Regions from separate parts of the Homo sapiens genome. Here regions 2 and 3 are each linked to region 1. A link is a contact called in ENCODE Hi-C or POLR2A ChIA-PET data. All regions are on one chromosome and are shown on one strand. The core of a region is the stretch at or near the end of the contact, and the rest is flanking DNA. Distances in the headings are between cores, read along the strand shown.

The links. Hi-C counts contacts between places; a loop is a spot of excess contacts on that map. ChIA-PET counts read pairs that join two places held with the same protein, here RNA polymerase II (POLR2A). Pooled maps may share reads with other maps.
Region 2: a map with no recorded cell type shows a loop between it and region 1 (3-fold over the local background). The contact joins two enhancer-like sites. A Hi-C loop is called at or near these places in 1 of 37 single-sample maps with no recorded cell type and 1 of 50 pooled maps. POLR2A ChIA-PET finds 5 or more read pairs at or near these places in 1 of 52 experiments (PC-9).
Region 3: a map with no recorded cell type shows a loop between it and region 1 (2.0-fold over the local background). The contact joins two enhancer-like sites. A Hi-C loop is called at or near these places in 5 of 168 maps with a recorded cell type or tissue (CD4-positive, alpha-beta memory T cell, chondrocyte, mesothelial cell of epicardium and 1 more), 12 of 37 single-sample maps with no recorded cell type and 14 of 50 pooled maps. POLR2A ChIA-PET finds 5 or more read pairs at or near these places in 2 of 52 experiments (GM10248 and activated T-cell).

What each region holds. Positions count from the first base shown.
Region 1 is chr3:189,287,552-189,290,744 of GRCh38, reverse strand. All of the region lies in intron 4 of TPRG1 (tumor protein p63 regulated 1), which reads right to left. Among named protein-coding and RNA genes, the nearest start is that of TPRG1-AS2, 49 kb to the right of the region's middle. Within about 2 kb of position 1,929, at least 2 of the 41 ENCODE cell types and tissues checked have a DNase peak (open chromatin) inside an H3K27ac peak, as active enhancers do.
Region 2 is chr3:190,100,005-190,103,588 of GRCh38, reverse strand. All of the region lies in intron 1 of P3H2 (prolyl 3-hydroxylase 2), which reads left to right. Among named protein-coding and RNA genes, the nearest start is that of P3H2, 19 kb to the left of the region's middle. Within about 2 kb of position 1,973, at least 4 of the 41 ENCODE cell types and tissues checked have a DNase peak (open chromatin) inside an H3K27ac peak, as active enhancers do.
Region 3 is chr3:190,200,011-190,203,509 of GRCh38, reverse strand. No RefSeq gene overlaps it. Among named protein-coding and RNA genes, the nearest start is that of P3H2-AS1, 81 kb to the right of the region's middle. Within about 2 kb of position 1,554, at least 4 of the 41 ENCODE cell types and tissues checked have a DNase peak (open chromatin) inside an H3K27ac peak, as active enhancers do.

The DNA of each region.
Region 1 (3,193 bases), core at 680-3,179:
AAACACATCTGCAAAGCTTTTTCAAAATGGCCTCTCCTAAACGTCTTCTTCTACACCTGCAATAGTCCACAGTAAAACCTGGCCAAACTTCTCTGCCCTGGAAACATTCAGAGACTTTTTCCTTCATAAAATGTTATTCCTTTCAAAGAAAACCAGTAGCCTCTTAATAAAAGCTGCCACTTAATTGCTGATTTCATCGATGGAAAACGTATCTGTTTGTTCTATTTATTCCTAACAGGGGTTAAGACAAAGCTTTCTATGTTAATGTGCTCAACGAAAGATATCATCAAGTCATCTTCCATATTTCTCTTTACTTTATCACACTCTATCGATTCATCGCTGAAATGTGGGCTTTAAGACATGGATGAATGTAGACATGAGTGTGTGAGTGTTGGGAGGAGGTGTTAAGTGGTTTAGAACAGGTAAAAGGAGGGAACCATGTAAGTTAATTAACTGGCAGAGGAAGGATGGGACATATATGGGAAAAATCAACGTGTCTGATTTGGCAAGGTCATGATTTATATAAGTGAAATCTAGAAATAGATAGAATAGAAAAGTAGATTAGGACCATAATGCAAAGTTCTTATAAGTCAGGCTATGAAGCTGCACATTACTGCTTCTCATATTTTGCCAGTAGAACACCCCCACTGCCATAGAGCCATGACCACTTGCCATAAACACAAAATTTATTTGCAATTGTTTTATCATTAAAACCATATAATTATGTTTCCTATTGCATTTCATTTACATTGGTTGATTTTAACATAAAAGCAATATCTGAAAATGTACACCATTTAATTGATTAAATTTAGGCTTCAGGTAGATATGGCATGTTTATCCTGTGGCTTCTTGTAGTAGCTATAACAACTCTGTTACCTGAGATTTTCTGTAATCCCATTTATAAAGCATAAGTAGATAATAGAGCATCGTGGGCAAAAATCTGAGCAAAGATATAGGTTGATCAGCATGGTATTTTAATAAGGTAATCTGATAGATTTAAGTTGAATAGATTGAAAGACTGGTAAGACTGAAAGGGTGATACAATAATCTCATAGTACTTAATATTTACCTAGTGCTGCTGTATTAGGCACGTTAAAGAAGTAGTCTCAATTAATTCTCACAATTTTCTGAGTAAAAACTATCATCATCCCCATTTTACAGGTGAAGAAACCAAAAGAAAGATAATTTAAATGACATTTCAAAGACTACGTAGTCAACAAGTGATTCAACCTGAACTTAAGCAGGGGCAGCAGGTCTCCAGAATCTCAGCTCTTAACCACTACATAGAATCACAGTCAGGAAAACATCAAAATCATTGAAGCAAGAGAAAAAAAAAAAAACACCCAAAGTAAGATCATGACAGTAGGAACAGAAAGAGTTAGGTTTGAGAAATGTGGCAAAGATTGACTTGATTGAATTTGACAACCTGATTGGATTTGGGGTCGGGGGGAGAAAGAAGTGAAAAATGACTGATTTTTTAAGCCTGCATAATTGGGAAGATAATGAGGCCATCCTCATAAATAAAGACCTACAGAAGAGAAGCAGGTTTTTAAGGAAGCAAGATATAGGGGAAAGATGATGAGTCTGAGATGCCTGTGGGGTATACAGGTGGAGACAGCCACGGGGAAGAAGTGCAGGTGCAGTGTGTTTCCCATCACTCAGCAATCAGACAAGCTAAAGGTCCAATCAGCTTTTTTCAGCCCAGGTTTTTACTCTCTTAGACTTACCCTCTAATACACAGTACATCGGTGAGTGACACATGATTATAAAATTTTCCATAAATGCTTTTGGGGAGGAAAGGCTCACGTACAGATACAGGCACCCATAAACTCGGTTACCTCATAACAAGCTGGAATCTTGCAAGACCATCTTATGCTGATTATTTTCAAAACTCACATTATTAGGCACAAATCAGTGGTTTGCGATAGATGCAGTAACAGCTGAGTAATTTCTTTCTTCCTTGCAGCAAGCTGCCCTTACAAAGGTTAATTTGCTTATGCATCATAATGAAGTCTATTTAAAGTTTTGAAACTGCGACTTAGCTCAGAATGATACTGTTTGCCCAGAGTTAGGCTTAGAGGTGAGAAGCCTTTGACCCCACTGAGGTGGGAAGAGGAAAGAAAAGCAAAAGGGGACATTGGAAAGCGGAATCAAAGGTTAGCTGGAGTTAAGAAGAGATAGAATGCAAAGGCCCCAAGGTCATTTACAAAGCTGAATATGCTTCAGTTACTGGTTTATGATCAGGATATTGATCAGGTTTGCACCTTTAAAAAACAAGCATATCATCCCAAAATTAGATGGTGAATAGTATTAATATATAGCTTTTCTTAGTCATCCTATGTGCTATAATATTCATTCCTCTTCTCCTGCAATGTACATTGGCCTTTGAAGTTTTGTTTTTACTTCTCACAACAATCTCACTACACGTTGCAGAAAAAAATCCTAAAGTTTATATAGACTTTGTTATATTAGTTTATCACAAATAGCAGCATCTTTTTTTTACATACAATGTTATTCATTTTTTAAAAAGTGAAGCAACTACATTATTGATCTGAATCTAAACATTTTGAAAACTAGTTTTATTATTTAGCTAAATTTTGGTTGTGTATACACACACAACCACACACACACAACCATATACACACATAATTTTCTCTCCTCTCTCTTTTTCCTCTGTCTCTCTCTTTTCTCTCTCACTGTCTCAGACATAAACTTTGTGTTAAAAATTTAAATTTTTTAAATTTAAATTTTATTAACTTAAATTTTTTTAATTTAAAAATTAAAATTCTCACAATTTTAAAGTTGGGTGATAAAGTCATTTCATCATTATGAACTCAATTCTCAATCTTTTCGCAAATTCCCACCTAAAACGTTCTTTCATTAAAAATCACACCTTAAAATTGGGGGAAAATAGGCAAAAAATAAACACATTTGAGTTTTGCTGAAAGAATGGCCTTTTTATTGAAAATGCTGGTATTTAAGCATCATTAGAAAAATCCAGTGATTCCTCTAGGCAATATTAACTCGGCATCTTTAAAGAAACAAGTAGGCTGGGCATGGTGGCTCACGCCTGTAATCCCAGCACTTTGGGAGGCTGAGGCGGGCAGATCACGAGGTCAGGAGATCGAGACCATCCTGGCTAACAGGGTGAAACCCCGTCTCTACTAAAAATACAAAAAATTAGCCAGGTGTG
Region 2 (3,584 bases), core at 724-3,223, 810 kb before region 1:
GTAGATGAGCTCCTCTAGAACACTGTGATTTAACTCTTCATAAATAAATACAGATTTGATCATCCTGGTCCACTTTCCCAATAAGATAGTTAACAAAGGTTTACCTAATGTGTTATTTATGGAAAACCAATTTACACAGAGTTTGGAATAGGGAAAAAAAGTTTCTAAGTAATGATTTCTTTTCCTGTAACCCATTGTCCCAGATTAAGTCTGATAGTCTTATGATCAATACCTCCTAAATTCCAGATTATTGTGTGTGAATCTTTGACCTAAACATTTACATATGGCTGATAGTACTATTTGAGTCTTGCACGTGATGGAAACTCATGCTTGTTGAATTTGAATTGTCAGTTCTCCTAGGACATAGGTTTGTCCATATGATTTTACACAGTTATTTAGAAAACTAGCATACCTCAGAAATATTGCAGGTTTGGTTCCAGACCATTGCAATAAAGCAAGCCTCACAATTTTTATTTTTTGGTTTCCCAGTGCATATAAAATTTGTGTTTACATTATAATTTAGTCTGTTAAGTATGCAATAACATTATGTCTAAAAAACAATGTACATACCTTAATTTTAAAAAATACTTTATTGCTAAAAAGTATCTGAGCCTTCAGCAAGATACAGTCTTTTTGCTGGTGGACAGTCTTTCCTCAGTGTTGGTGGCTGCTGACTGATCAGGTTGGTGGTTACTGTAAATTGGAGTGACTGGCATTTAAAACAAAAACGAAAACAAAAAAACAAGAAAGTTTGCCCCATTAATTAACTCTTCCTTTTTTGAACACTTTCTCTGTAGCATACTGTGCTGTTTGATAGCATTTTACTCACAGTAAACTTCTTTCCAAAGTGGTCAATTCTCTCAAACCCTGCCACTGCTTTATCAACTAAGCTTATGTAATATTCTCAATCTTTTGTTGTCATTTCAACAGTGTTCACTGCATCTTCACCAGGAGTAGTTTCCACATCAAGAAACCACTTTTTTTGCTCATCCTTAAGAAGCAACTTTTTATCTGTTCGAGTTTTATTATAAGATTTCAGTAATTAACTAACATCTCAGGCTCCACTTTTTATTTTAGTTCTCTTGCTATTTCTACCACACTTCAGTTACTTTCTCCACTGAAATCTTGAATTCCTCGAAATCATCCATGAGAGTTGGAATCAACTTCTTCCAAACTTCTGTTAATGTTGAAATTTTGACCTTCTCCTTATGAATCACGAATGCTATTAATGACATCTAGAATGGTAAATCCTTTCCAGAAAGTTTTCAGTTTACTTTGCCCAGATCCACCAGAGGAATTACTATCTATGGCAGTCATAACCTTACAAGGTATATTTCTTAAATAATAAGACTTGAAAATCAAAGTTACTCCTCTATTACAGGCTGCTGAATGGATGTTATGTTAGTAAGCAGGAAAACGACGTTAATCTCTTTGTTCGCCTCCATCAGAGCTCTTGGGTGACTAGAAGCATTGTCAATTAGCAGTAATATTTTGAAATGAATCTTTTATTCTGAGCAGATAACAGTGGGCTTAAAATACTCAGTAAACCATACTGTAAACAGATATGATGTCATCCAGTCTTTGTTATTCTATTTATAGAGCAAAGGCATAGTAGATTTATCATAATTCTTAAGGGCCCTAGGATTTGGGGGATGGTAAATGAACATTGGCTTCAAGTTAAAGTCACCAGCTGGATTAGCTCTAACAATAGAGCCAGTCTGTCCTTTGAAGCTTTAACATCCGGCATTAACATTTTCTCTAGCTAAGAAAGTCCTATGTGACATCTTCCAAGAAGATGCTTTATCTACAATGAAAATTTGTTGTTTAGTGCAGCCACCTTTATTAATTACTTTAGCTAGATCTTCCGGATAACTTGTTGCAGCTTCCACATTAACGCTTGCTGCGTCATCTTGCACTTTCATGTTTATGAAGACGGCTTCTTTTTTTAGACCTCATGAACCAACTTCTGCTTGCTTCAGACTGTTTTTCTATAGCTTCCTCAGCTCTCTCAGCCTTCACAGAATTGAGGAGAGTTTGACTCTTGCCCTGAATTATGCTTTGGTCTTAAGGAATGTTGTGGCTGATTCGATTTTCTATCCAGACCACTAAAGCTTTCTCCATATCAGCAGTAAGGCTGTTTCACTTTCTTATCCATGTGTTCACTGTAGTAGCACTTTTAATTTCCTTCAATCGCTTTTTTTTTTTTTTTTTTTTTTTTTTGCGTTCATGATTTGGTGAACTGATGCAAGAAACCTAGCTTTTATTCTATTTTGGCTTTTGACCTGCCTTCCTCAGTAAACTTAATCATGTTTAGTTTTTGATTTAAAGTGAGAGATATGTGACTCTTAACTTGAACACTTAGAGCCATTGTGGGATTATTAATTGGCCTAATTTCAGTGTTGTTGTGTCTCAGGGGACAGGGAGGCCTGAGGACAGGGAGAGAGACAGGTGAATGGTGAGTTGATGAAGCCATCAGAACACACACAACATTTTTCTATTAAGTTTGCCATCTTATATGGGCATGGTTTGTGGGGCCCGAACCAGCTGCAATAGTAACATCAAAGATCAGTTATCACAGATCATCGTAACAGTAATGGTAGCTATGAAAAAGTTTAAAATATTGTGAGAATTACCAAAATGTAACGTTGAGACATGGGGTGAGCACATGCTGTTGGAAAAGTGGCACTGAAAGAAGTGGCCTGATGCAAGGTCGCCACAAACCTTCAATTTGTGAAAAACAATATCTGGAAAGTGCAATAAAATGAAGCACAATCAGAAGCGGTATGCCTGTATTTACATACTTCAAAAACACCATTTTCTGCACTTGATCATAGTTTTGTAAAGACAGACCTTTCATGATGATACCAACTTCATATGTCAGTTTGAGAATAATAGCATGAAATTGGGTGGAACATTTTGGAAACTGTATTAGAGTGAGGAATATAGAAAGTGTGGCTCTAGTTTTAATTATGTTACTAACTCTGTAGGGCTTTATAATAGTTAACCTTTTCTTGGCCTCAGAGTCTTCTTTTACAAAATGAGGTGATTGTAATATGTAATCTTGGAAGTCTCTGCCAGCTTCAATATATTTTAATATTTGGCAGAATATTTCCACTGATAAAAAAATTTATTAAATGCTACTAAACTATGAAACTCTCAGCAGTTGTTCACTCCTCATTTTAATAAATCCTAGTATCTTATCCTCAATACCAAAAATTGTGACATTTAGACATTAAGATAATAAGCTTAGGTAATATAAAATATTGAATACATTGCAGAGAAAAATGACCTTGGCAAGCCTTATGCAATCATAGAAGTGTTTTTTTTGGGGGGGGGGGCGGCGGGGGGGGCGGGGGACGGAGTTTTGCTCTTTGTCGCCCAGGCTGGAGTGCAATGGCGTGATCTTGGCTCACTGCAACCTCTGCCTCCCCAGTTCGAGCAATTCTCCTGCCTCAGCCTCCCAAGTAGCTGGGATTACAAGTGCCCACCACTGCACCTGGCTAATTTTTATATTTTTAGTAGAGATGGAATTTCACCATGTTGGGCCGGCTGGTCTCGAACTCCTGACCTCAGGTTATCCACCC
Region 3 (3,499 bases), core at 305-2,804, 910 kb before region 1:
GGGCAGTGGCAAAATGCCACCAGTCTCCTTGCTAAAATATAGCAAGAGTCACCTTATTCCAGTTCCCAACAAATTCCTCATCTCCATCTGAGATGACCTCAGCCTGAATTTCATCGTCCATATCATTATCAGCATTTTGGTCAAAGCCATTGAAAATGTTTCCAGGAAGTTCCAAACTTTCCCACATTTTCCTGTCTTCTTCTGAGCCCTCCAAACTGTTCCAACACCTGCTTGTTACCCAGTTCCAACACCACTTCCATATTTTTGGGTATCTTTACAGCAGTACCCCAGTCTACCAGTACCAATTTAATGTATTAGTCTGTTCTCATGCTGCTGACAAAGACATACCCAAGACTGGACAATTTACAAAGAAGAAAAGAGGTTTAATAGACTCACAGTTCCACTTGGCTGGGGAGGTCTCACACTCACGGCAGAAGGTGAAAGGTACATCTTACATGGGAGCAGTTTAGGAGAGAATGAAAGCCAAGCAAAAGGGGTTTCCCCTTATAAAACCATCAGATGTCATGGGACTCATTCACTACCATGAGAACAGTATGGGGGAACTGCCCCCATGATTCAATTACCTTCTACCAGGTCCCTCCGACAACATATGGGAATTATGGGAGCTACAATTCAAGATGAGATTTGGGTGGGGACACAGCCAAACCATATCACACTTACATAGACTTTTTTGTCACATCTAGCTCTCTAAACATAAGAAATTCATATTGGTATATAGCTTAAAGTTGAAAACAACTCTATTTTTTCCCAATGCGTGGTAAATTTTTAAAACATCATTCATGAAATACTTGCTCTCTTTTTCCCCCACCAACTTAAAATGTCACTTCAAATATCAGCTGTCAATACTTTTCATGAGTTTCTTCCTGGACTCTATGCGATTCAGCTGGCCTACTTGTTTACTTTTGCATATTTTGTGTCTTTTAATGACTGTTATGTTATGGTGCATTTTATATCTTAAGCAAGCCCTTTTTCTTCTCCTTTCTTTTTCATTTTTCTTTTGTTATTGTTTCACATTTTCTCTTACATTTGAACTATACTACCAAGTTATAATATTCAAATATACAAACAACATTCTTTGGGGGTTTTGCCTGTGATATTTTCAGACCTGTAGCTTACTCTGGAAGATGTATGCATATTATAATAATAAATATTTTAACAATTACAATATATCCCTTCATTATTCTATGTTCCTTAGTAGGGTTCTACAATTTTCCTTATAAATATCTTGTTCATTTCATGTTAGGCTTATTCCTACTTAATTTATGATTTTATTTCCTAGAACTTTATGAGAAGGAATATTCTGAACGGGTGCCCAATATCAACCTTAAGAGAAGGATATACCTCATATTTTTATTTTCCTAGCTCTATTGCCTGGCCTCCAATATACACTTAGTATGTACTATAATTAAAATACACCTTCGGGTAAATTTCGGTTTGGTTTTCTTTTAACCCATTACTTCTCAATGTACAGTGATAACATAATAAAACAAGCCACAAGATGGCAGAATAAGCCATCTTTCCTGGACTTATAGGAAGGTTTTTAGACAAGAAACTGATCACGACTTGCTCATGGAGAAGAATAAATTATTTTATACTCCACAATGAACCAGCATACTGACAATAGTATTAATCTTTTTCTTTTTTTTTTTTTTTTTTTTTTGAGACGGAGCCTCGCTCTGTCGCCCAGGCTGGAGTGCAGTAGCGCGATCTCGGCTCACTGCAAGCCCCGCCTCCCGGGTTCACGCCATTCTCCAGCCTCCCGAGTAACTGGGACTACAGGCGCCCACAACCACTCCCGGCTAAGTTTTTGTATTTTTAGTAGAGACGGGGTTTCACCGTTTTAGCCAGGATGGTCTCGATCTCCTGACCTCGTGATCCGCCCGCCTCTGCCTCCCAAAGTGCTGGGATTACAAGCGTGAGCCACCGCGCCCGGCCAACAGTATTAATCTTAAAACAAAAACTTCAATATAAAATAAAGAAAATACTTCTGACGGTAAAAACTATTACCATAAATTATACTTTACTAAATCCTTCATTCATATACATATACGAATACTATATAGAGAGAGTACTTTCTCTAATTCTTCTTCTTTACTCCACTGCAGAACTGTGGGTACTCAGTAGAGTTTAGTTTCTCATCTTCTGCTTTACTCTATTCTTTTTGTTTTTCTCTCTTCAAATAACTTATCTACTCTGATGCCAAACATCACCTCTGTGCCCACACCCGTCAAACTGTATTCATGGCCCTAAACTCAATTTCATTCTAAAGCCTTATTTATTTATTTATTTTAAGTTACATGTGCAGGATCTACAGGTTTGTTACATAGGTAAATGTGCAGGGTACATGTGCAGGATGTGCAGGTTTGTTACATTGGTAAACGTGTGCCATGGTGGTTTGCTGCACCTATCAACCTATCACCTAGGTATTAAGCCCAGCATGCAATAGCTATTTTTCCTGATGCTCTCCCTTCCACCACCCCCACCCCTGAGGTTTATGTCAAACCTCATATATATATAATATATAATATATTTTATTATATATAATATATATAATATATAATATATTTTATTATATATTATATATAATATATATTATATTTTATTATATATAATATATATAATATATAATATATTTTATTATATATTATATATAATATATATTATATTTTATTATATATAATATATATAATATATAATATATTTTATTAATATTATATATATTATATATATGAGGTTTGACATAAAAATATATTGACATATATATACACACACACATATACATATATATGAGGTTTGACATAAATATATATATACACATATATATGCGTGTGTATATATATATACACACACACACACACATATACTTGAATTATGTTTGCAAGGTGAGTTGCTGTTCTTCTTAAAGAGGTAGGCCAGGCAACTCTTTTATTAAGAAATGACTGACCGGGTGCGGTCGCTCACGCCTGTAATCCCAGCACTTTGGGAGGCCGAGGCGGGCGGATCACAAGGTCAGGAGATCGAGACCATCCTGGCTAACATGGTGGAACCCCATCTCTACTACAAATACAAAAAATTAGCTGGGTGTGGTGGCGGGAGCCTGTAGTCCCAGCTGCTGGGGAGGCAAGGCAGGAGAACAGCGTTAATCCAGGAGGCGGAGCTTGTAGTGAGCTGAGATGGTGCCACTGCACTCCATCCTGGGCGACAGAGTGAGACTCCGTCTCAAAAAAAAAAAAAAGAAATGATTCCTGCTTGCTCCTATCCCTGAGGAGATATATATATATATATATTCAGACTGCTGTTGCCCTTGTTGCCCAGGCTGGAGCTGGAGCGCAGTGGCACAATCGCAACTCACTGCAACCTCCGCCTCCCGGGTTCAAGTGATTCTCCTGCCTCAGCCTCCCAGGTAGCTGGGATTACAGGTGTGCCCACCATGCACGGCCAATTTTTGTATTTTTAATAGAGATGGGGTTTCACCATG